Linked DNA regions of Homo sapiens: region 2 is linked to region 1. A link is a loop called in an ENCODE intact Hi-C map of the cell type or tissue named here. Cell type or tissue: mammary epithelial cell. All regions are shown on one strand. Each heading gives the region's core, and the rest is flanking DNA. Links, peaks and the distances in the headings are about the cores only. Region 1 overlaps COL4A6 (collagen type IV alpha 6 chain). Region 2 overlaps COL4A6 (collagen type IV alpha 6 chain).

The links. A loop is a pair of places that touch in the nucleus more often than their neighbours do. Peaks named below come from ENCODE experiments on the same cell type or tissue, not always from the same donor. Only the 100,000 strongest peaks of a DNase experiment are listed, where the experiment ranks them.
Region 2: a loop joins it to region 1, with 11 times the contacts of the local background. A loop is called at or near these places in 9 of 110 quality-filtered maps.

The regions. Positions count from the first base shown.
Region 1 is chrX:108,311,669-108,314,596 of GRCh38, forward strand. All of the region lies in intron 2 of COL4A6 (collagen type IV alpha 6 chain), which reads right to left. Among named protein-coding and RNA genes, the nearest start is that of COL4A6, 130 kb to the right of the region's middle. In mammary epithelial cell, for the core only: no CTCF peak of the experiment used is centred there; DNase peaks (open chromatin) are centred at 1,493 and 2,203; H3K27ac peaks cover 2,176 bases.
Region 2 is chrX:108,395,178-108,398,105 of GRCh38, forward strand. The region is part of intron 2 of COL4A6 (collagen type IV alpha 6 chain); the gene reads right to left. Among named protein-coding and RNA genes, the nearest start is that of COL4A6, 42 kb to the right of the region's middle. In mammary epithelial cell, for the core only: no CTCF peak of the experiment used is centred there; DNase peaks (open chromatin) are centred at 1,224 and 1,444; H3K4me3 peaks cover 368 bases; H3K27ac peaks cover 2,500 bases.

The DNA of each region.
Region 1 (2,928 bases), core at 211-2,710:
ACTCAGGTCTCAGTTCAATTGTCCATTCTCAGAGAGGCCATTGCTGAGTCTCCTGTTACTTCCAATCATATCATTTCATTACCTTTTCATCGTTAGACATTCTCTTTACTCCTACTAGAATGTAAGCTTCATGTAAGTAGGGACTTCATTGTTTTGTCCAACACTGCATCTCCAATGTCTGAAACCATGGATGACACTCAAGGAATTTTTGGTGACTATATTAATGGAGTTAGGATTTGAACTCGGGTCTGACTAACTCCAAAGTCTTGACCTTAACCCTTAAGCCTTAGTGTTTTCTAAGTCCTTTGTCTACCAGAACCTCAATACAAGGACTCAACAATGAGAAAAACTGCCATTCTGACCATATCCACCTTGGGAAAAAAGGAAAACATAAATTCTAACTGTTATCTGTAACAAGAACTTTATCTCTGGGATGGATTTAGTACCATCCAACTTTTTTGTTTAATGTTGGATGTTTTTTCCAAAGAGAAAGGCATATTTATGAGCTGACCTCACACTTAATCATTCTTGCCTCTGTGTACTGTGTGCCTTTTCCTAATTCCTAGAGAGCACTGTGAATTTCTCAGATGGTCTCTTATCTCTTTAGACATTCCCACAACACTTTATCATCACAACACCTTGGTAATAAGGTAAAGATGGCAAAGCTATGACAAAATATTACTATTTTAGATTCCAAACACCTTCCTTATACGTTATATTTTATCTCTCTTATAAGCCCTTGACATGGTAAGTGTTATTGCACACTTTCCAGTTTACCTTCCATTTTATGGAATATAGGACAGGCAAGTTTTAATAAGGGTGAGATCAAGAGGTACTCTGGCAGGAGGAAGCTAGGGGCTGGAATACAAGAGAGAACTGAGAGAGCAGCATTGAATTTTATCTTCACCTATGCTTACACCCTTGTCTAATGTTGAGTACTATATTTCTTGGTATTATGGATAATTTGTATTTCCTTCTCCATACATTTCTGTGTTTTCTAAGCAGTCTTCAACAAGCACATATAATTATTAAGAATACAAAATAATACATAATATTAAGTGATAAAAGTCATCCCCTTCAAGGAAGAGAACTTGACAGGTGTTGCCAAAGTTGAAATGGCATCTATTTGGAGCTATGGCCTACTTCCAAACAATGTCTGTTTGAGTGTTCCATAAAATTGGTCTATAGTAGATGAAAAATTTCCAGACCCCTCAAGCATGGAGCAAAGAGGCTGGAAGCAAGGGAACTGGATAAGACAGGGAAAAAAAAAACAATAGCAGGAGCTGAACAAAACCATAAGAATCAGAAGCTAAGGTTTCTTAGGAACTCGCCAGAACAAGGAGGCAAAGACACTCAGCTAACAGGAAATCATCACTGTCCTTTGTCACTGAGGAAAGTAACCAGAGAAGCCCTGTTGGCCACAAGGCAATTTCCTGTAATGCCAGCCCTGGCAGTTTCCCCAGGAGTCTTCAATTACAGTGAGGTGGGAGGAGTGAAGGCAGGCTTCCAGGGAACATGACCAGACTAGACCTGAGAAGCCTCTGCCTTATCCTGGCTTGTCTGGGGACACTCCACCCCCTGCTTGACCAGGCCATGTGGCTGGTGTCATTTCCACCTTGGAATGCTCTCCCTTTTCTCTCAAGATCAAGCCCATCTTATACCCAAGAAAATTAAAACTGGAAAGGCTTTGGGAGATCATCTAATACAGTGGTTCTTAACTCTATCCGAGCAGTACTTTATTATTTTTATTATAATTATTACTCTCCCTTGCTATCCTAAAAATAAATTCATAGGAATAAGTTATAATAAAAATGTAAGCAAAAAAATTTTTTTAAATCTTATTATTATTATACTTTAAGTTTTAGGGTACATGTGCACAACGTGCAGGTTTGTTACATATGTATACATGTGCCATGTTGGTGTGCTGCACCCATTAACTCGTCATTTAGCATTAGGTATATCTCCTAATTAAGCAAAAATTTTAAAAGCACATATTATGCCCTAACTGTATTGCAAAGAAAAAAAAAGAAGAAAAGTAATTTATATTAAAAAGATATGTATTTCAATATATAAAAGCTCATACATGGCTATATTAGAAGATGTCATGAAGTGGTAGTCAGAGGCCAACAGCTCTATAGAGAATTATTATGAATGTAACAGGCTGCTGACACAGAATGACACTGGGATGTAGTATTGATGATTCAAGTATCATGAATGCAGTTGCTATTAGTAAGTGCAGTGATTCTCTCAAATGATAAACAACTCATGGTGATGATCGTGGGTGGGGGGCAGGAAGTACAATCTTCCCTTTATTTACTGGGCAGTTTTATTTGTAACAAGAAAACCATGAAAAACTTCATTTCAATATGTAAAATGTGGTTATGTTCTAGACTTAAATAATTATAAACAGTTTTCATCTCCATGAATATCCAGAGGTCTTCTCTATCCTTCAGGATGCATAGTATTCAGAACACCTGTCATTCCTGGCAGCCACCTAGTAAGTGTCCCTGACTCCCTGATCATTTTGACAATCACAAATGGCCTCACAAGTTCCAAAATACCTCCTGGGGTGTACTTTTGTTAAGAAGTATTGGTCTAATCCAAATCACCCATTTTACAGATGATAACACTGAAGAAGATTATTTTGGCTTGGGTCACACTGTTAACAAGTGGATTCTAACACTTCTGAACATAATGCAATATTCTTCCTACTGTTCCGTACCTCTCAAGGCCAAATTCAAGTTCTATATTTTCCATGACCACTTCAGCTTCGGTGAACCACAATACTCCCTAAGTCCCATTCACTGGGTAAGTGTCTCATGTTGTTATGGGAGAGTCTTTGCAATGTTCCTAAGGTTGCATAGCTGAGAGTCTTGTTTCCTCATCCAGACCATAACGTTTATAAGGGAAAAGTCAATTTATTTTACT
Region 2 (2,928 bases), core at 117-2,616, 83 kb after region 1:
ATCAAGGGCAAGAGTACCTTTTCCTAGCAAAGTTTATAAAGCTCTTCATCAAAAGCTAAACATGTGTTACTGTGTGATCTTCCACATGCTACCTCTGGAGCATCAGATTCTGACTCACAGTTGAAAGTTGAAATAACTTATCAGTTTGAGGGTTTATAGGGCTATTCTCTATGACAGCAGATCCTGTGTATACCGTGAAATGTGCCCCATCAGCCAAAGGAACTTTCTTTAGGTGAGAAGAAAAATCTCCACAGATAATATTTATCAATCTCAAAAGAAAAGAACTATAAGCAAAAATTACAATGAGTTGATGCAATAACTGCAGGTATCTCATGTTTTTCCTTAACCCAATATCTAGAAAACATTACAGCTTATAAAATATAAATGATTTGACTTTGGTTTATCCTGTCAGTCTTATTAAGCAGGAGAATCAACTTCCCATGTTTCCTTAACTTTTCTATGTGCCCTGAATTATAGTTTATATTTGCCTTTACAGTTTGCATGGCAATGTGAACAAATGTACTATGATTGTCCCTGTGGATGTTTTGCATTTTCTGAAACTAACTTCTGTCCCAAGGGTCTCTCACAAAGATAGTAAAAAATACATCTAACTAGCTTTCCCAAAGGGCTTCATAATAAGAGGGGCTGACGTCATTTTCTCTCCCAGTTAACCACCTTGTAGTTTTATGACGAATCAGAACAAGCATGATTTTTGTTCTTCATATACCTCATTTAAACATGGCTGATCCAGGACCGCTTTAAACAGCATTAAACTGTTCACTTTGGACATTCTACAGCCAATTTCTTTTTTGTGTTTAAGTGTTTTAAAATGTTAATTCTCTCTCCTTTTTCACGGTACCCTCCCTAAACTCTGGGAAATAAAACATATTAATAAATAATAACAAATAAAATTAGTAAATAAAAATAAGTTATTAAATAAAATAATTATATAGAATTATTAATTCTCTTTACCACACTGTCAACTGTCTGCAGAGTGGACAGAGTGGAAGTTGGGTAAAATCTGTTTTCCTCAGGTATGTGAGAGCACTAGCCTGTACCTGTGTCTCTTGCTGTTCACACATTCCTCTGTTGTGGAATTCAGGTCAGAAACTCCGTATCCCCCACCTCCACTCCTCCTCCTACTCTTTCCACCCTCCCTTTTCAAGGCCTCCCAAGAATGAATTCACAACCTTGGAATGAAGAAGGTGAACGAAACCTTTTCTTTTCTCATCTTAGTGTCTGTGCGCTGGTCTGGGTTTTCCCAAATTGAGTGAATTCATCAAATGTGTCGGGACAGAGGTGCTCTCTCTCATTAAGTGTACTCCAGCACAAAGGCATTTCTGTTATCTAAAGTCTAGGTCCAGTGCCTGAACTTCTGGTTGGATACCTATAGAAGCTCTGTTAACTCTTTCAGAACAGAAAGGTATGATGCAGCACTACCTGCCAGTGCTAAATAATCATTCCACAGGCTGTTGGGGAGATAACACTTCCAATTCAAAAGTAACGCAAGTCATGATGCACCTAAGATTTATAAAATGATGTCATTCAGAAGGTGAGTCACAGGAAGAGAGTTCATTCAGTGCTGACTGTGAAGTCAGGGAAGACAATCAATGTAATTTGACATGAGCTCCCTTTCTCTGCCTGTTCGATTTCTATGTCTCTTTCAAGGCCTAGCTCAAAGTTTCACCTGACCCAGGAAGGCTTCCCTGACCACCAAGGCAAATGCTGACCTCTCTTTCTCCTTTGATCACTTAGCACTTGCAAATGACATTTATCTCAAAATTATTTCTATTTGTAATGACTTTCTATTCATGTATATGGTGCCTCTCCATGCAGGTTACAACATTATTGAGAACAGAAACCTTGTCTTACACATCGTATCTTCCACAAATTCAGTTATACACACAGTAGATTGGGACTCTTCAACCAAGAAGATTTTCTCTCCTTCACTAAGCCAGGCCCTAAGTATTCTTCAAGATCCATTATAAATAAGCATATAATCTACATAAGAACAGTATGTTTGTTAATGTAAATGCAGTTTCAGGACAAGTCCCTCAACCCTTCCTTCTACTCAGATTGCTATACCCTAAGCCTATTCTACATAGAAATTATGAATTAGCTATGATGGTGATGATCTGTTCTTTGAGGCCTTCCTCATCCTCTCCAAAAGTGGGTTACTCACTTAACAATCAACAATTGTTAATGTCTTTATCATTTATTGCTTAAATATAGTCAGGCGTGCACTTTTGTTTATCTCTTTTTATGTCTTGTTTCTCAAACTAGTCATTAAATTACTAGGTGATTTAGACCAGCACATTCTATTTCTTTTTCATCTGCCACAGCCCTTGAATGCTGTATGCATTCAAGTAAGCAATAAAAACATGACATTCAATTAATGGAAGATATTCAGGACAACAAAAATATTAGGCAAAAAGAACAAGCAGAGAGGAGCCATCTAACTCCCTGAAAAAAAAAAAAACACATATGGAGAAGTAGGTATACTGATGTAATCATATCACAAAGACATTGTATGGAACTGATGCTCATTTGCAGTTTTTACTGATTAGTTAGATCAGTCTCTGCCTACACATGTAGGTCCTTGCTGTAGTGTTGTCCACCCTCAGTGCAAACACATCTTTCTATAGCTGATACCAAGCAAAGGAATTCCATTGAAGTCTGGTAGAAACTACCAATTAGACAAAAATGTACCTTTTTGAAAAGGCTAATTAGCTGACATTGTGGTTCAAAATGGCCAAGCAGATACTGAAGCACAAAATGGTTAAGCAGATACTTACTGAGTTCTTTTTACACTCAAGACCCCGTGTTAGACGATGTGAGAGTTTAGTCCACAAAACAGCTGACTATTCTTAAAATTATTGTTAAAGAGTAAAACACAAAGCCGTGAGCAATATATGTTAAAATAGTTAA